Linked DNA regions of Mus musculus: region 2 is linked to region 1. A link is a loop called in an ENCODE intact Hi-C map of the cell type or tissue named here. Cell type or tissue: heart. All regions are shown on one strand. Each heading gives the region's core, and the rest is flanking DNA. Links, peaks and the distances in the headings are about the cores only. Region 1 overlaps Scn8a (sodium channel, voltage-gated, type VIII, alpha). Region 2 holds the start of Gm41402 (a long non-coding RNA gene).

Region 1 (10,074 bases), core at 813-8,812:
GCTCCTGGCTGCACGGTTCTTCCTGCTTCTGCCATATCCCTCCAGCCAGCAGGGCTCCCCTTCCCAGCCGCTCAGGGCTGGCAAGGACAGCAGTGTTGGCTGAGATAAGGCTGTAGGCTCTTCCATTTGTAGAATAACGCTCTCTAACAGGACCTGATGGAAAGATGGAGCTGCCTCTGGACAGAGCCCACTTGGTCTTGTTTCTACGACGGCTTTTGTGAGAAAGGGACTCAGTAGTCATTCTTTAGGGTGTCACAGCTTCCCCTGGCCTTTCCTTTCAGCTCACCTTGCTTTCTGCTTAGTGGCCTGCCCACTGTTGTTGGGGGATGGCTTCTAGAGGGGCGTCATATCTTCCATTCCATCCCCCACTTTATAGAAGACAGTTCTTAGTCCAGGGTGTCTCAGCTGACCACAAGGTCTCAAAGCCAAGATGCTGCACTCGAATGCCAGAAAGTCTCTCTGAACCAAATCAACACAAACTCTCCCTGAGCATAGTATGGAGGGAATCGAGTGGCCCATCAGTAGACACATCAGATGCACCAGTCCGCCTTGCAGTAGAAGCACTTTGGATGTAATCTCACAGTCCACCTGACTAGTTTTGCATAGAACAAACCACAGCCAGTCAGTGAGCAGAGCTTTCTATCTTCTTGGACCGGTAGACACTGTCCAACTCTCCCAGCTCAGAGAGTGTGTCCGTGTCACCACAGCTAGGACAATTCTAGAGCGCCACCTGCAGGCAACATCGCAAACAGCACAAAACAGGAGCTGACCTGTGGTTATTCTTTTTAAGAGAATTATAAATACTGTAATATATAATTTTATTTTATTGGCATGCCTTTTTGTAAATACAAATTACTAACTTATTAAATAGGAAATGGCTTCTGGCTTACGCCATTGTCATGGTTATTTTTATTTTTTATACTTTCCTTTCTTCTTAGAATTTAGAAGCTGTCAGCCAATGTATACCCCTAACCAGACAGACAGACAAAAAATTTTTTATTGCTAATGGTATTTTCCAAAACAACAAAATATATATATATTTTTGTTCCAATGTGCAATAAATTCTAACCACTTCTATGCAAGATTTGGCTAAACTCAATCATTGTTCTTAGATCTTGAGATGGGCAACAGCTATTTGATCCTGCTAGGAACACCAAGCGCCATGCTAGTAATGTTCAGCGATTAGATCTGACCCTCCTACCCCAGCTCCTGACCCAGCCCAGCAGGCTGTGCCTCAGTTTCTCACACCCTCCAACAGCCTCGCAGGGAAGAAGCCACCTCCGAGTCTGCTTGCTCTAACTTTCACTCTGATCAGACCTCTCCCAGCAATGCCCCTCACCTTCCATCTGTCCACCCAGCCACTCTCTGCCCGCCTCGCTCTCTCTGTCCCACTCCATGATCCTTTCTTGTGAACCACACCATCACCAGCAGTTCACACCCGCAGTTAACAGGCATCGAACCTTAAAGAATCAGCTACGGCAGGTTTTGGTTGGTTTGGTTTTGTTTTGCGTCCTCATTGCGTGAGCAAGTGGCAGGGCTTTGCCAAATATTCATGAAGCCTGTCAAAGAGCGGCAGCAGCCAGTACCACTGCACATATATATATAGATATATAAATATAATATAAATATTTATTTTTTGTAGCCGGGTCCTTGGTGCAGTATTTATATTCCACGATCCTCCTTTAAAAATAATAATAATAATAATAAAAAGGACAAAAAAGCAAAAAGTCATGTGATGCTGTTCATTTAAAACGCAGAGCCAAAGCCCCTGAGCAGTAGTCGCCATGACTACTGGTTGTGTGAAAACACTCCCTTCTTCCTTAACTTCCCTGTGGCTTAGGGTGAGAGGCTGGGAGTCACAGGGCAGAGGGTGGGAGCAGGAAAGCCGAGTCTGAGTGATCTGCTCTCACCATCTGGAAATGAGCCACTTGGGCATCTGAAGCTGCGCACAGAGAGACAAGCTCCCCCTCAGGGCCCCTGAAGCGACATAGAGTGCCCAAAGGGCTTCTCTCATCACCACAACCCACGTAAACTGTAAGAGACCCATAGTGTGCTAGTGAGTGCATGGAGCCTGATGCTGCCCTAAACGATACCTGATCTTTAGAAAAGTAAATCACTATTAGCCAAAAGGAAACAAAATTTACAAAACAAACAAACAAACAAAAAATACGGCCCTTTTTAACCACACAAGGGAAGCCCGTCTTGCTGTGTGTCTGTTTGACTTTCCAGTTATTGAGGTCTGGGAACTGGGACCCTGGAGCTTTGGGGAAGGAGAAAGGAAAACAGAGCCCCCCCCCCCCAATTCTAAGTAGGTACTGCAGAGAAAAGCCAGGTCCTGACCCCCCAGGTCCCTGCTTACTGATTGCATGTGGCATTACCCCTTAGACTGGACCCCCCTCCCTCACCGTTTCCACCCAGCAGAGCCCCCCAGAGATGACTTCAACCAACCTAGCTGGTCTGGCCTTACTTCTGCCTTGTTCATGGTTATGATTTAAGAAAGAAAGAAAAAAAAAAAACCTCTCCTGACCCCCCACCTCCCAAGGCTAGCGCAAGCACGCTGCCCGGCAGCTTCCAGTCCACCAGCTCGTGCTGGCCCTGCCTTCCATCCACTCCCATTATCAGACCGGCAGACTGGGGCTGTCCCCTTCACATTTGTGCAGGGGAGGGGGCATCCCTTGGGGACATCCCTCTCCAGGCCATGTCTCCTGGTCTAGGAACACTCAGGAGGATCTTGAAGTGCCCACTCTAGTCCACTCTAGTAGCTGAACTAGAGAGAGTCGGCTGGTAGGTCAGTCCCTGTCCTTGTCCCTCAGCTCCAGCCTCCAGGCCTTCTGTGGAGGTGAAATTGCCATGGGTCCGGACATGGTGACCTGAACCCTGGGCATCTTCTGGAACGATGCCTCTTTCTTTTCTCAGATGTTGCCCAAAGTTTTGCAAAAAGCTTCCTTCATTTTCAGGTACTCCCCCGCCCCCTAAAGAATTAGCTGCCGTCAGTCAGCCAGGGGGGTCAGGAGAAGAGGAAGTCTGGGTTCAGAGGACAAGACTTGCACCCCGGCCTGTGCTTCTTGCCTCTTCTCAAGACTGCCAAGATTTCCTCCATTAAAACACTCCTGAGGCACCCCTGCCCCTGACCCCACTGCTGTTTGCTGTACATAGAGGCTAAGTGGGGTGAAGTGGGCAGGTGTGCACATGTATGTGTGTGTGTGTGTGAAGAATGTACATAGGTAAAGGGGAGCGTGGTCCAGTGGTTCCAGAAGAGGGACAGAACTGTGTTCCATCCCTAGCTTGACCACTGGCTCGCTGTGTGGCCTTGGGCAAGTCACTTAACCTCTCTGTGCCTCAGTTTCCCCATCTGTAAAATGGGGGTAATAATACTGACCTACCTCACAGGGGTGTTGTGAGGCTTTAACTAGATGTTTTGTAAAGCGTTCTGAGATACAGAGACAAAGGCGCCAGGGAAGGGCAAAGTATTCTTTGGACTTGAGGAAGAGGAACTAGTACCATAAACGCTGCTATTCTGAGAGCCATTTTAAACTGCACTGCTCCACCACCCCCCGCTTCTCATCACCAGGACAGCAGGTCGAGAAATGTCTTTCCTTGCACTTGCTTCTGGGGTTTGTGATTCTTCTGATTTTTCCCTTTGCTGTATCTCCTTCCTTACCCCTCCACTCGTTCCCTGTTCTGTTAATGCGGAAATGGCAGAAATGCTTGAGAAATGAGAATGTATAAGTGGATTGGAAGTTTATAGTCTGGATTTTCAATTTTACTTTGTACTGTACATCTTTTTACTTTAGAATTTGCAATAAAGGGTTACGTCAATCTTGTTTTCAACTCTCCTCTTGGAATGGCCTGTCATTCTGTCATGGCTCTCTCGCTCCAGGCCCCTAACTCTAGGATTCCCTGGCAACAGACACTCCGGGGTTTGGTTTCCAGGTAGGGCTGACTCGTCCCTCAGAGGTGGGTGGGAAAGTGGCCCGAATGACTGAGTGGTGCTATGCGCGGGCACGCGGCCTTGCAAGTCACACAACTCCAGTTCAAGAGGCCAACTGTGACTCTAAGGAGTAGGGAGCAGTTTCCTGGTACACAGCAGACAGACGAGAGAGTATCCAAAAGCAGGGGCACGCGGGCGCTGGGAAACGCTGGGGACCCCGGGCCAGCTCCCTTGTCCCCACTTCCATCCAAGCAGCCACAGACTGCTCCCTCCTCCGCTTTAGGAAACTTTATAGCGGTGCGCCGCCGTCAAGCGGTTCACAGAGACGGGCAGAGGGGCAAGGGTGGCTGCGGCGCCCAGGACCGAGGCAGGAGCGGCTCCGTTTCCCAGCTGCAGGGCGTCCGAGCCGGCCTGGGCCGGGAGGCGGCGGCCTGGCCGCGGGCACGAGGCCACGCCGGGTCGTCGTCGCGGTTGTCGCCGGTGATCCACAGCGTGAGCACGGTGATCAGCGCCCCGGTGCACAGCGCTCCCAGGAAGCCGGCAAAAAGGCCGAGCGCCAGCGGCCCCACCCAGGCTGAGAGGCTGCGCGTGTACGGGGGCTGCGGCAGGCGCTCCATGATCAGATCCAGCTTGTCCCAGTCAGGCGCGGGGGCGGCGGCGCGGCGAGCACGCGGAGCCGGGACAGGGACCCTGGCGGGACCGGGGGCGGGACCCGGGACGGGGGCGGGGACCGGGACCGGGACCGGGGCCGGGGCTGGGGCCAGGAGTTGCTGCAGGTAATTTGCGCCGGTCCTCCGCAGCTGCAACGTCGCCTGCTGGTGGAGGTTCTTGGCCAGCTCCCGTGCCACATCCGGGCGGCCACTGCGCCGTAGGGCTCGGGCCACGCGGTCCCACGACAGGGACGGAGCCTGAGCGGCCAACCAGGTTGCCAGCGCCTCGCGGCAGCGGTCAGAAACCTCACTGGACTCGGATGTGCCCTCCCTCCCCTCCGAAGCCTGCGCGGTTGTGGCCCGCAGCGGCTCTCCCACCGAGTCCTGCGCCCTAAGCGAGGGTGTGGGTGGCTCGGGCGTTGCCCGCCGGTCCGCAGATAGCCGGACCAGCTCCGCTGCCGCCCGCCGCTGTTGTCCCACCGAGTCCTGCGCCCCACGCCGGGATGCGGGTGGCTCGGGCGTCGCCAGCAAGTCCTCAGATAACCGGGCCAACTCCTTGTCCAGGTCGGGCTCGGGTACCTCGAGGAGTGAACGAAAGTGGTTGCACTCCTCGGGGGTCAGCAGTTCCGCCAGGCGGACTGCTGTGTGGGGGCCCATGGCGTCCAGCGCGCTCGTGAGGGGCAGCAACCGGTTACAGAGGGCCAGGATCAGCGCCCACACCATGACTCGGCCTGAGGGAGGGGCTTCGAATGCCGAGGCTCTGTTGCAAGACTGGAGATTGTGGCGTAGAGGCGAGGAACTTTTGTGGAAAGCTGAACGCTCTAGGCAGAGACAACTCAGCTAGGGGGGGGGGCGCAGATCTGACTGCTCAGGGTCCAGAGGAACGAGGTTCCCAGCAGCTCTCCTTCCCCCACCCCTGCAGCTCCCCATTCCCACCCCCTCCACCTTATGGAGGGCAGGAACTGGTGACCCAACCCACAGCAATGGCTGTGGAACTGGGTAGGAATCTGGACCTTATATTGAAGTGCCTACTCTAACCCCACTGATACCCCAACCTCTTCTAATTCATTTACCACCCTTTGCCCTCTAACAGAAGCCCTGGACCCTCTGCTCACTATCAGCGTCCATATTCAGTCAAGGTCTCCCATGCCTGGTTGTTAGCCTGCTAGCACGTATGACTGCTAGTCTAAACCCTCATTTTAAATCTGAGCAAATTCCCAGTTCCCCCATCCACACACTGGGCCCACACTTATCTCACATCATTTCCCAAGGTGGCTTGACTGTGGGCCCTACTGTCTCATCCCTTCTGGGAGCCACGTACAAGCACAGTCAACACACACATATCCCCGGCCCCCTATCACACCCAACACGCTGCTGTTAGATCTTTTTACTGCCCTGCCCATGAGAAGGAAGTCTTCACGTTGCTCCAACACTGACTAGTGCCCAAGTTTCAGGAAAGGCCTGTTGACTGCCTGTGTGAAGTTTTGTGAACCAGTCCCCTAGCCACAGCTACCTATACGCCTGTAAGTCGAGGCTTCATTGTAGTGTACCAGGCCTTAAGGGTAGCTTAGTCTCGCCTGACTCCTCTAGCCTCAGGTCTCCACAATCTCGCCTCCATTTTATGCTCTTCTGACAAATATGAATGGTGCCAAGAACACTCTCTCCAGCCTCCACATTTTGCTGGCCTCTAGCCCTCCTACCTGGGAAGGTTCCTGACTTGCCATTTGTGACTACTCCCCGCTTCCCCTCCCCACTCTGTGTGGTGTGGAGCCCTGTGTGTGCATCTGTACAGGCCTGAGGCAAACCTGCTCTATCCCTTCCCTCCCTACTAAAAGTCAGACTCTCTCAGTTGAATCCAGAGTTCACTGATAGGGTTAGCCCAGCTAGCCATCTTAATCTGAGGGAGCACCTAGTTCTGCCTTCCAAAGGGCTGGAATTGCTGAGTTGCCCCAGCGATGCAGCTTTGCATGGGTGCTGGGGATCCAAACTCTGATCCTCACACTTGCATGGTACTGCACCCGTTGAACCATTTCCCCAGCTCTCTTGGGCATTCTTAAGAGAAGCCATGTGTCCTTCAGTGCATCCCTCCAATGAGTGCAGAGATTCTAGGGTCTACTCGCCAAGTTCCAGGTGACTGTGTCACCATCAAACAACTGTGTCAGCCGTGAGAAGACTCCTAGGGCCCTCCCCCCAGCACCCCTACCTAGTTTTTATAGTTACACATGCTCTGTTTGCGAGGCTGTCCCCACTGTGAATTCTCAGGGGTACCCCTGGCAATTTGGGGAGGTGGCTTGATTTGGCATTCCCACGATGTCTTCAAATGCTAGGTACATGGCAAACTGCGGGAGAGCTTATCTGGACCGCCAAAAACCAAGAGGTTATCGCTCTTTGAATCCTGGAAATACATGCATTTGTCTCCCCCACACACACACCCCCGCCCCCAGAGGCTGCTTCTGGTGTTGCCTCTGTGAACCTGTAGTGAGCCCTAAGAGAGAGAGCCAAGAATACTGTTCCCTTGGCCCATGGTACATTTTTAAGAGTCCAGCTGTGTGTGGCAGGCAAGGACCTGCCTCTCCACAGAACTTTTAAACGGTGTCCCTAATTTTTCTGTGGCAGGATTTTCCCTGTCCAATTACATTAAAATATTAGTGCAGCAGGAGGCCTGTGATTGGACAGGGGAAAGGGAGGCAGCCTGAAGAGTTGCAGGGACAGAGAGGGACTCAGAGGAGGAGAGGAAAAAACCAAGATGGAGGACAGACAGGAAGAAGATCCTGAAGCAGCATGGCTTTGAATAGCCACAGGTAGATATGACATCATAAAGGAAAGAATAATTGGGATTGCTTGTCTAATCTAGGTGGGCAGCTTGTAACATTATCGATTGGCCCTGAAATTATTGTGTGGGCATCTTGTGAACTGAAAATTTATTGACACGTAAATCCGACTCCTTAATTATAAGCTTCTAGAATTTTGTTTCTACCGGGTTGCTGGGTGTTGTGGAGGCTGACCGTGGGGTGGACAGTCGTTGCATGGGGCTGGCATAGCAGCAAAGGTAACTCGGGAGCTCTGGCCTTGATGGAGAATTGGAGGGCAGAGAGTAAGTGGTTGGAGCTCAGGAACTTGGTGGTTTCTTTTCTTTCTTTCTCTCTTTTTTTTTCTTTTCTTTCTTTCCTCCTCCTCCTCCTCCTCCTTCTTCTTTTTATTATTTCCCACAACATTTTTCCCGCAACGGCTTCTTACCGTGAGTGATAACCAGGACTGAACAGCAGGGTGGAAATGGGCAAAAGATCTCATGTGGCCCGCAGGACTTGGCTTCAGATGTCTCCAAACCTTGCCCTCCACCCTGTGGAAGACAAATATGACCCTCATCATGCTCACCCAGGGCTACTGCCCTGCTCTTGGGAGCCCCTCTTCCTCTTCCAGTCCCAAGGAACAGAAACACTCAGAACCACAGCCAGGAGACTGACAGACCCAAGTAGCCAACACTCCCCATATCCCACTACCCACAAGAAATCCTCTGGATGCCACACATCATAACTTTAATACTGTGTAATATCTTCTTTTAAAATACAGTGTCTTCTGAGGTAGACAGGCCACAACTGCAGAACATCATCAGATAGGAGATAAATATGTCCATGTACAACACACAGCAAAATGAGGTAGAAATGGGTTACAACCGAGAGAGGATCCCAACCCAATGTTAGCAGAGGGAGTGGAGGGCCGGTGTGCCCTCCCCTGCGCTCCATCCCTGGATTCTTTGGTATGCCCCCCAACATTGCTAGGGCTAGACCCGCCCTGCCATCCTGCCCCATGCTCGTGAGGTAGGTGCTGCAGCCGGGGGCTGTCTTCTTGTGCAAAGCTTCCAAACCGGGAACAGAAAGAGCCCAGCAAAGGAAGTGTGGGGACCCCAGCGGTGGGTCCATGTACTCCTAACCCAGCCCACCCCCCCCCCACTTTCCTGCACCGGTATCCCCACCCCCACCCCAGACCTGAGAGAACTCCCTTACTCTAGGCCCCACCGAGGATCATCTGCAGTATCACCCTGGGCCACTTGCTCTGAAGCATCAAGCCCTGTACTTGGTCGGCTGGCTCCAGAGAGAGGCTTGGAGAGAACAAGGATGAAGGAGACATAGTAGCTCTCCTGTTCACACTCCTCACACCTGCCCTCAGCACCCTGCCCCTGCTCCTGCCATGTCTCTCATGGTATTCTCAGCATCTAGAACATGAAGGGATCTAGGAGCTGTAGGGGCAAGGGGTAGGGGGGCTAAGGTGGGACAAAGATAGGGGGTGTACCTTCTTTGCACCAAAGAGTGTGAAATGGCCTGAGGGGACCAAAGAGCCTTATCAAGAGAAGGAGCAGGAGGGATGTGGTTTGCAGAGAAGTCTGGACTAACGTCACAGGAAAGCACCCAGTTCCCTCCAGGCCCTCAGTTTAGACCCAGAGCTCCATGGGGACAAGTAGACACCCCACACAGAGACACAGAACCCTTTCCAGGGCAGTGCTCTGTCTCGTCACAGGGTGCCTGGCTCCTAGTAGTCAATGTTGTGTCCAGCCAGACTTGTGGCTAGACCACGTTCACGCCAGAGGCAATCCTCTTAGCCTGTTATTGAGCACCTCTGACAGAACCTGCTTCCAGTCAGATGGCCTGAGAACCTTCTGCCCAGCTGAATGGACAAGAGCACCCCAACTCTCTGCAAGGTTCACAGACCACCGGAAGCTGAGGACTGGGGCCCACGGGGAAGAATGGTAAGAAGGCAGCAAGCAGCACCCCCTGGAGCCTCTGCCCCATCCTCTTGCTTGCAAGCTGGGCCTGGGGAGAAAGCCCCTAGATACATTCTGCGTCTATCCCAGGGACAGCAGTCTGGGGCTCGGGTCTGGTCTTTCCTCATTAGCCCCAAATCTCTCTGGTCTGGGAGAATCTGCTCCCCAGGGACGGGGTTGGGGGTAACAGGAGAGCAGCCAAACTCTAACATTCTTTCTGAGGTCAGTTTCTTCCTGAGTTGTCAAAATAAAACGAAAAACAGCAAATCCTACACATCTTACAAAAATAAGAGGCCTAAAATATTAAGCAACCTACATTTCTGGGACTTCCCCTCAAAAATGAACAAACCAAAAAGGGGGGGGGAAGCCTTCTTTGGGTGGTTTTTTAATCCTTGTCCCACCCCCTAAGGCCCCAAGATTTCAGGTGGGTAAAGTACGGAGGGGGTTGGGGCTCCCTGTCCCCCACCCCCCTTCTCAGCCTCTGGGCCAAAAGAACTTCCGCCAAGAGTCGCTGTGGTGTGAATCAGAACAATGAGAGAGGGAGGGTTAAAGCACAGGGTCCAGGAGACAGAGACAAGCACAGAAGGTGATGGATGGGGACCAGAAGGAAGAGCTGAAAAGGAACAGAGACAGCATGGGGAGGGGTCAGTGACACAACCATGAGAAGAAAAACTAAGCCAATACTGAGAAAGTAGAATGGGAAAGGAGGATGTCGCTCAGAGGACAAGAGACAA
Region 2 (10,074 bases), core at 1,418-9,417, 61 kb after region 1:
CTGAGAACCTGATAGCTCTATCTGATACTTCTCTGATGCTCCAGGGAATCCAGCTCTCTATTCTGATCTCCAAGAGCACAAACCTACACATGCAATTAAAATAAACCTTAAATTATATATATATATATACCTATATACATATATATAGTATATTATAGTGTGTGTGTGTACTCGCTCATGTGACACGCTCATGTGACACAGATTACCTGCGGAAGTCTGAGAACAACTTATAAGAGTTAGTTCTCTCCTCCCACCATGTAGATCCCAGGAATTGAACTCAGGTCATCAGACTTGGTGGAAGACACCCTTAACCACTGAGCCATCTCACTGACCCTTGGAATTTGCTTTTAGTGTCATGTATGCCCATGTGTCCGAAGTCCAGCTGAAATGAGTAGGAAGATGAGACTGGGTTGAAGGACACAGAGCAGAGGACATTCTTCACTGACATCTGTGGAGAATATTGGCTGGATACAAAGTATCATGTGAAATGAGCTAATGGGAAAGGATCATGAAATGTGCTAAAGGGGAAGGGCTATAGCCTCTGGCATGCAGGCTGGGGACCAAGCTGCTCAGCCTAAGTGAGTCTGGTGGCCCTGTGAAGGGGCTGTCACAGAGTCTGTTGACTGTCCTCTTGGTGGGTGACGAGGCTTTCTGTTTCCTAAGATTCCTGGTACCCGAGTCCTGACGATGCTGCCCCTGAGTGCCCACCAGCCAGGGCTGAGCTAAGCAGAGAGAAGGTCTTGAGAGCCTGGAAAGTGTCTGAGAGACCCCTCCCTTTTCCCCATGGGGAGTGCTGAAGGGCTTGTCACAGGTGCACTGCAATGATGCTGAGGACCTTCCTGACTGAACTTCACCCATGACCCTTGCTCCTGTCCACGCCCCAGGACCATCGTCCATAGAGGGTGGGCTAATCAGAGCCAACCCTAAATCAATCCCAGACTTCCCTGGCCAGCCCTGAGTTATGAGCTGTCGGCATTGTGATGTAGATCACGGTTGGGGAGTAGGGGACATGACCTATGGCAGATCACACTGGACCCCCAGAAGGGGCCAGAGTTGGGGTCAGAGGTCATCTCCTCCATTCTCTGCCCCACCCTGCTGGGTCCCGTCCCCGGCCTAATATTTAAACTGGGTGAGGCCATTTTTGTACTGACCTGTGGCCCCAGCAGAATCTGCCATCAAGTCTACCTATAGCCTGCTCTTGGGAATAGCCTTCAGAAGAGAGAAAACAGATGTGGTAAACATGAATTTGGTTGCTTGATGGAGCCTGTGTTCCAAACCACACTCAGCTCCTTCCTCGGTACTTTGCCCATAGAATTGCTTCTACAGCCACCAAGTGTCCACTTCCCCATCTGATTGAATCCCATATGCAGACAGACACACGAGAGCATCCCAGGCCAGGAAGAGGAAGGGCGCAGCCAGATCAGCACCAAGCCTCACCCAGATGGAGTTCTCAGGCTTAGTAGAGGGTGGTTAGATGGCTAGAGAGGTGGCGAGAGCCAGCCAGTGAGCGGCATCAGAGAACTAGGATAAACTGAAAGAGAAGACACTGAACTAACACTCTCTCTTTCTCTCTCATGTTTTTTTACAGGGTGGGAGAATCAGGGGATCAAACCCAGGTTGTTACACATATTGAGCCTGGCTTTGGAAAGCATTAGAGCTGAGACAGTGCTGGCAGCTGAAGAAATGGCTTGGCAGTTAAGAGCACTTGCTGCCCTCTCAGATAACCCAAGATCTAATCTCACCATCCACACTGGCCTCTGTGGGTACCTAAACATACATGTGGAATGTACACACACACATGCACACACACACATGCGCGCACACACACACACATGCACACACACACATGCACACACACATGCACACACACATGCACACACATGCACACACACATGCACACACACATGCACACACACGCACATGCACACACACACACATGCACACACACACACACACACACACACATTTTAAGAGAGAGCATCTTGGGGTCCTGGGGCTGGAGATGATGGCTCAGTGCTTAGAGGCACTTGGTACTTTTTCAGAGGCTCAGGGTTTGGTTCCCAGACCCAGCATAGTGGCTCACAGACATTCAGTTACACAGGATCCAATGCTCTCTTCTGATTTCTGCAGATGTCAGACACACAAGTGGTGCACATATAGACATGTCATCAGACCACTCATGCACATTAAATAATTCTAAACAACATTTTAAATTAAAATGAAAGGACACACGGACACACATACAGAGACAGAGAGAGAGAGGAAGGGAGGGAAGGAGGGGGAGGGAGGGGGAGAGGGAGAGAGAGACAGAGACAGAAAGAGAATCTTACTCTATAACACAGGCTGGCCTTTAACTAACAGCATCCCTCCTGTCTCAGCCTTTCAAGTTCTAGGATCTCAGACATGACCTGCCATTAACTTTCAAATGTGACTCCCCCTACCCCATATAGGTTATTAGCAAAAATGAAGCTGAAGAAAAATTAGTATGGACAGTAAGGTGAACTTTCGTCAGAACCAACAGTGAAAAGACAAAGAACAGTTTGTAACACTTTTGGACCTCCGGGCCACCATACAGAAGCTCTATGACCGTTGGTTGAAATGAACATGTATCACCTGGGGTCTGACCAACACTTTCCTCCCACCATCTCTGTGATGGAGACATACACAGGCAAGGCCAAGACCCATGCTGGGAACCAAGAAAGGCATGGAGCTGAGAAGGGCATGGAGCCCGACAGAGTGCTGCTTTCCTCGGGGAGGAAACTTGGACAGGACACAGGACATGGACGTGGCTGACAGAGGGGAACAGAATCCTCACCAACCTCTCTGTGACAGACCTGGACCTCTGAGGCTCAGGGGCGCTGACTGTTCCTGCTCATGGCTTCCCCCTAGCGGCTGGACATGACCTGACAGAAACAGGATGCTCACTGGAGGCAAGAGGTGACCTGCTCTGGACCACTGAAGAGAATTACAAAGCAAATGTCCTTTCACTAGCTTAGTGTCCTCGAAGCATTTCCACACAGGCTGACGTTCCCTTGTCCTTCAGCGGCCACTTGCATGCGCTCCTTTCTCTTCGGACCTAGGAGAAATGGGCGGGGCTTTCTGTCTGCTGACCTGTTAACCCAATTGGATGCAGGTGGCAGATGTCCAAGGTGAAGAAAAAGCCAAGGGCACGGTTAATGTAGAGAGAGGAGCAATGTATTGTGGGGTTTTTTGTTTTGTCTTGTTTTGGTTTCGGTTTTGGTTTGAGACTGTCTTTGTGTAACCCTGACTGTTCTGGAGCTCGCTCCGCAGAACAGGCCACCCCCGAACTGCCTCTGTCTCCCAAGTGCTGGAATTAAAGGCATGTACCACCACTGCCTGGCTTAATATTTTCTCTTTTTACCATTATCTAAGTAACGTCACTCAAGTTCAAAAGGCAACCGATGAATCCTGCATGTTACTCACCAACCGCCTCTGCGTTCGGCCCTGTTTAGTGGGCGTTGTTCTGAGCAGAGGCTGCCAGCCTTGGCCTGCATTCGAACTCTCCAGGAGAGCTTTGAAATCCTCTTGTTTGGGCTGTGCCCCAGACAAGTGCCTCAGAATCCTTGTGTGGCCAGTGATGAGAACTGCTGCACCCCTTTCTAGTCATTCACAAGAGAAGCACCCACTTCACACTTACACACGCGTGCTCCAGATAGAATGTGTGTTTGCAAGTGTGTGTCCTTACATTTACTTCTTCCAATAGATTAACAGCATAGCTTAGCTCACAGGAATTTTCAGGACAAGACATTCCTTACGGATCTCAGTTTCTTTTTGTGTGTGCACATTTTCAGAAATGGAACTCAGGGCTAGTGCATGCTAGACTCAGCCACTGAGCCACACTCCCAGCCCTTATTCTAAAAATAATAAAATAAAATAAAAATAAGTAAAAACTTTTAAAAACATGCTTTCCTGGCTGGAGAGATGGCTCAGCGATTTAGAGCACTGACTGTTCTTCCAGAGGTTCTGAGTTCAATTCCCAGCAACCACATGGTGGCTCACAACCAACTGTATTGGGATATGATGCCCTCTTCTGGGGTGTCTGAAGACAGCTACAATGTTCTCACATAAAATAAACAAACAAATAAACTTTTTTAAAAAAACTTTTTAAAAAAAATTTGTTTGTTTATTTATTGTATGTGAGTACACGGTAGTGGTCTTCAGACACCCCAGAAGAGGGCATCAGATGTCATTACAGATGGTTGTGAGCCACCATGTGGTTGCTGGGATTTGAACTCAGGACCTTCAGAAGAGCAGACAGTGCTCTTAACCGCTGAGCCATCTCTCCAGTCCCCCATAAATAAACTTTTTTAAAAAATGCTTTATGTGTGTTTTGCCTGCATGGATGTATGTGTACTACCTGTGGGCCTGATGCCCACAGAGTTTGGAAGCAGCCATGGGATCCTCTGAAGCTGGAGTAATAGAGGGTTGTGAGTCACCATAGGGTGCTAGGAGCCAAACCCGGATTCTCTGCAAGAGGAACCAAGACTCTTAGCCTCTCTCTGCGCCATCTTTCTAGCTCCTGTCCCAGCCCTTAATCTTTGTGTGTGTGTGTGTGTGTGTGTGTGTGTATGAGAGAGAGAGAGACAGAGACAGAGAGACAGAGACAGACAGAGAGACAGAGAAAGAGAGAGGACATAAGAGGCCAAAGGATAACTTAGATGTTATTCCACCAATTGTTTGAGACTAGGTCTTTCTCTGACCTGGAGCTTGTCAAGTCATCAGGCTGGCTTGCTAAGGAGCCCCCAGGAATCCGTGGATTTCCACTTCCTTGATGCTGGCATCACACACAGACCATCTCACGTGGCTTTTTTTGTGTGAGGAATTCTGGGTATCAAACCCAAGTCCTTGTGCTTTGCATCATTCCAGCCTCCTGTATTCTTTTATGGTGGAGACATACTCTTCATACTGCTCCAATCCTTCTAGTAATAGTTTCTCCCCTCCCTCACCCCCAGCGGAGCCAACAGAGCCCTTCACACCTGCTAGTTCAGCACAGGGCCACTAAGCCACAGTCCCCCAAACAGCGCTGTGAGCTCCATACCAGACACTTCTGCTCATATATGTAAGTGCTGCTGTGGAAAAGGTTCCTAGAGGCAGGATTTCTAGGTAAATGTGTACTTTTGTTGGTGTGTGGCATTTTTGGGGGGGCTAGTTTATTGGGTTCTTATATCTACCATTCTTCCAACCCTTATTCCACTCTAATCCCTTCCAATCCCCCAGCACTAGGTAGGAGAAGAAGTTTAGAGGGGAAAGGGTGCATAGACCTCCCTAGACTACTTCCTGCTGATTAGAGGCATTGAGTTCCTTGGGGCAAGGCCAATCTCCATCATCAGGACATCTCCAACCAGCAAGCCAGCAATAGCAAGCCACAACGCCAACAATAGCAAACACAACAGCGGGGGAGCTGCTGTCATCACAGGTCACCTCAGGGATCTGGAATTTATATCCTCTCCAGAGCCTCCGGAATTAAACCAACTGCAGTTGGCAAAGATCACACTCCCCTAGAGTATAGTCAATGTTTGTGGGCAAACTGAAGCAGCCCATATCCCACACCTGACATTAAAACAAAAACATATTCACATAACAGAACTGTGTTTTTCAAGAAACCAAAACTCTCAGGGCTGGAGAGATGGCTCAGAGGTTAAAAGCACTGGCTACTTTTCCCAGAGGTTCTGAATTCAATTCCCAGCAACCACATGGTGGCTCACAACCACTTACAATGAGATCTGGTGCCCTCTTCTGGCCTGCCGCCTGGCCTTGGCTCTGTGATCCTCCTGCCTCAACTTCCCAGCAAGCCCAGCCACAGTTGTTATTTTGGTAGACACTGTCAACTTCTATCCAAAATTTCCTCACTGAATTTCTCTACAGGGTGGATACGTAATGTTACATTTAATTGTTGCTAAGCTGATGGCCCAAAATAGATGTATCATTATTGTTCTGTTATGCTTATGAGATAAAGTGTCCTTGTGTAGCCCAGGCTGGCCTTGCATTCTCTACCATCCTGCCTCTGCCTCCCAACTGCTGACATTACAGATCTATACCACTGTCCCTTTATTCTTGTTTTTTTGTTTATTTGTTTTGAGGCAGGATCTCTTTATTTAGTCCTGGCTATCCTGGAACTTACTGTGTGGACCAGACTAGCCTTGAATTCATATAGATCCTTTTCTTTGCCTTTTGAATGCTGGGATTAAAAGCATGTGCCACTATGCCTTCATTCATTCATTCATTCATTCATTCATTTTTAACTATTTAGTTACTTTTTTTTAATGTATTTATTTTATGTATATGAATACAGACACCCCAGAAGAAGGAGTCAGATCCCATCACAGATGGTTGTGAGCTACCATGTGGTTGCTGGGAATTGAACTCAAAACCTCTGGAAAATTACCCAGCACTCAACCTCCACCCCCATTTTATTTTTTTAAGACAGGGTTGCTCTTTGTAGCCCTGGATGTAGAACTCAGAGATCAACCTGTCTCTGCCTCCCTAATGCTGGAATTAAAGGCGTGCACCTGACATGCCTGGCTTTCTTTTTTTTGTTGTTTTTTGTTTGTTTGTTTGTTTGTTTTTAATTTGCCTTGTGCTACTTTCTTGTAGGACTAAAGATCTTTTCATATAGTTATTGATCATTTGTATTTCTTGTATGAATTTAATTGCCTTTTTGGCAATTTTTATGGATTTATGAGGAGATGTTGCTGTTATTTGTTTTAGTAGAATATCTTTTATGCATTCTTTGATGAGTTCATACGTGTAAATAACATTTCTTAATTATGGTGTCCACTCCCAATTCTCCCTCCCCCACTCCTCCGCAAGCGCCCCCCTTCCCCCACAGGCACCCCAAGCTTGACCTCCTCGTCCTTTTTTATCTTTTCTTCATTTGTTTTTTGCAGCCCACTGAGTCAAGTTAGTATTCTCTTTGGGGTGCTGATACTCCGATTGATTGGTTTGATCTTGAGCAGGCAATCATAGCAGCATAGATCTTTCAGGCTCCTCTTCCAAAAGATTCCCCGAGCCTTGTGAGCCTTACTATAAATGATCCACTTTGGGCACCCAACATTCTGACCAGTCATGAGTCTCTGCCGTCACTGCTGCCCACTGAAGAGAGAGGCTTCTCTGGCCAAGGTTGAGGGCAGTGCTGATCTGTGTATAAACAGAAATACTTAGAAGGAAGCTTGCCAACATGTTCACTTAGCAAGACAACAGTCGTCGGCTCCCCTTAGGATCTGTGATCTCCCTAGCTGCGGGCTTTTGATCAGGTTTAGAGTACTAGGCATGAGTTCCTGACTGTGAGCAGGCCTCAGATCTAATCCCAAAGCAAAGGAGGATATGTCAGACACTAAGGATTATAACTAATGTAACTCAGCATATATGTGGTGTAAGACAAAGATGAGCAAGAACACCTGATGCTTTTGCAACAACCGAGTTCTTTAAGGCCCTTGGATCACAACACTCTTAAAAAGCTGGCAATCAAGGGTGAGTATGTAAGACCACCCTGGACAAAAAGGCTAACCCCAGTGAAGGACATAAGGGAAACCTAGGAAAGAGCCAAACAGGATGCCCTGATTCCTAGGCTGTTGAGGGACTGGGAGATGGCTCAGCCAGTGAAGGCTTTCTGGGCAAGCACGGAGTCCCTAGTTGAATCTCCAGAGCCCAAGTTAAAAACTCCAAGACCAGCATTTCAATATCTACCAAGGATTCATTTCCTGGTTCCCAGACATCTGCTGTGTCCCACATAAAGGAAACACAAGGCATTCTCTGGCTCTACTCACCTAGCACTGGTCCCTTCCCCAAAACTGTGCTTCCAGTACCATGGGGGACAGGGACAACGTACTGGACGAGATAGCAGTGTGTGTGTGGTTTAGGAGTGTATGCCAGGTTCATGGTGAGCACACAATGATAGGTAGTCTCTGTTCCCCAGTTAATCTACAAAGATCAATGCAATTCCTATCAAAAGTTTATTAAAAAATTTAAAGTTTTCAACAGTTGGGTTGGGGAGACTCTTCGGATATAGGAGCTTGCTGCTAAGCCCAGCAACCTGAGTTTGATTCCAGGCCCCACCTGGAAGGAGAAACAACTTCTGTAAGTCCTTCCATGTGTGCCCTGTGGCATGCATGACCACTGGAAGACACAGACACATACAAAACTAAATAACTAAATGTGTGATTTTTAAAGTTTTAAGAGAATTCAACGATCTTACTTGCAATTTTATACAAGAGAATAAAAATTCGTTTGGTAAAACATCCTAAAATGTGGAGGGTTCACCCCATTATCTAGCCAGAGAAGCATTGCCACCCCAATGGTCTGGCAGCATGGCACAAAATGTTAAACGGAATTCTAAGTTTGTGCGTGGTTAGGTGGCACCAGAAATCGGCAGAGAGAACGGCTTAGTCTGTGCAGTGGACTCAGTCAGTGGGGAAAAACGAGGTTAGATCTGGTCGTCATCGGCTTGGGGAACCTGAACGAAATTCTGAAGCTACTGTTCTAGGGGCCGGGAGTCCAGGGTCAGGACCCTGCAGCCTCCGTTTCAGGTGAAGTCCAGAGTTAGGACACCGCAGCCTCCATTTCTGGTGAGAGTCCAGAGTTAGAACCCTGCAGCCTCCATTTCTGATGAGAGTCCAGGGTTAGGAACCCACAGCCTCAATTGCTGCTGGGATTCCAGGGTCAGGCACAGCAGCCTCAGTTCCTGGTGAGAGTCCAGGGTCAGGATTCCGCAACATCCATTGCAGTTGGGAATCCAGGCTCAGGACCCCGCAGCCTCGGTTGCTACTGGGAGTTCTTGCCCTGGGCTGGATCCCCTCACTGCGTCTTCAGTGACGGTTTCTCCTACAGGCACAGAGCTTTCTACTGTCTTCTTCCTTCCAAGGACAGTAATCCTCTTAGGTCAGGGTCCCACCTGCCTTTATGCTCTCAGTAACATCTGCGGGTGCTGAGAATGGAACCCAGGGACTTCTGCCTGCCAGGCAAACACTCTACCACTTAGCCGCATCCACCCGTGCCCACTCTGGTTTTTATAATGTTTCATCGTGACATTTTCCTCTGCATCATTGTCCTTGGCTCCCGTGACGGCCATCTCTCTCTGCTGTGCTCTCTGCCGCTCCCAGCTTCTCTGCAAGTGGCTCCCTTTCAGTTAGATCTAAATCCAAATCCACGTGTGAAAGAAAGCACCCACACAGGGCCTGAGCGTCTCTTGCTCCCCGCCCCTTATGGACACCTCCTCCTCCCTGCTTGACCCTTCCTTTGTGTGTGTGTGTATACATATACATATATACAGTTGAATATAGATTCCACATTTAAGAAAAAAATCACTTGATATTTTCTAATCTGGGTTATTACACTTAATGTGATTGTCTTGTTTACATCCATTATTCCCCCAAATCACATGACTTCATTCTAAATGGCCAGGTAACGCTCCCTTGCATACACGGACCACACTTTCTTCATCCACTCGTCTGTTGATGAGCATCTGGTCTGGCTCCCTATCTAGGCTGTTGTGAACGGTGTTCCAGGAAGCATGGGTGCCTGGGCATGCTGACTGCAGCATGTGCTCAGGAGTGGAATGGCTGGCCGGTGGGACAGCTTTCCTTTTCCTTTGGAGGAACTCGAATAATCCTTACCATTATGGCTACCAATTTGCATTCCTGCCAGCAGGGAATAAGAGCTCCTCTTTCTCACATCCTGACTAGTGTGGTGTATCCTTGCTCACTTTCTTCCTTTCTTTCTCTTACTTTTTTTTTTTGAGACACAGTTTCTCTGTGTAGCCCTGGCTGTCCCAGAACTCTCTCTGTAGAGCAGGCTGCCTCATTCTCCTGCTTCCATAACCTCTCGGTTGTGGTAGATTGAACCCTAGAGCTGTGAGACAAAATAAACTGTTCCTTAAGGTACATTCACCCCTGGAAGAATGGGAACGTTAAATGTGGTGGATGCACACACCTGTGCTCATCCACCTGCGTGGACACACCTGCGCTTATGCACCTCTGGAAGAATGGGAAAGCTAAATGTGGATGCACACACCTGTGTGCATTCACTTGTGTGCACACACCTGTGTGCATTCACTTG

Evidence for each region. Peaks named below come from ENCODE experiments on the same cell type or tissue, not always from the same donor. Only the 100,000 strongest peaks of a DNase experiment are listed, where the experiment ranks them.
Region 2: it touches region 1 in a loop (2.5-fold over the local background); 7 of 42 quality-filtered maps call a loop at or near these places.

The regions. Positions count from the first base shown.
Region 1 is chr15:101,042,094-101,052,167 of GRCm38, forward strand. It overlaps Scn8a (sodium channel, voltage-gated, type VIII, alpha), which reads left to right. Exons shown (of 26, transcript NM_011323.3): 26 at 1-3,845. Fignl2 (fidgetin-like 2) reads right to left here. Exons shown (of 1, transcript NM_001214911.2): 1 at 8,099-10,074. Among named protein-coding and RNA genes, the nearest start is that of Fignl2, 7.3 kb to the right of the region's middle. In heart, for the core only: a CTCF peak has its summit at 4,737; DNase peaks (open chromatin) are centred at 2,628, 4,688 and 5,318; H3K4me3 peaks cover 1,711 bases; H3K27ac peaks cover 1,392 bases; H3K27me3 peaks cover 7,595 bases.
Region 2 is chr15:101,102,712-101,112,785 of GRCm38, forward strand. Gm41402 (a long non-coding RNA gene) reads left to right here and starts at 296. Exons shown (of 2, transcript XR_875666.1): 1 at 296-1,759; 2 at 2,451-3,354. In heart, for the core only: a CTCF peak has its summit at 5,745 (motif pointing left); DNase peaks (open chromatin) are centred at 2,890 and 5,380; H3K27me3 peaks cover 439 bases.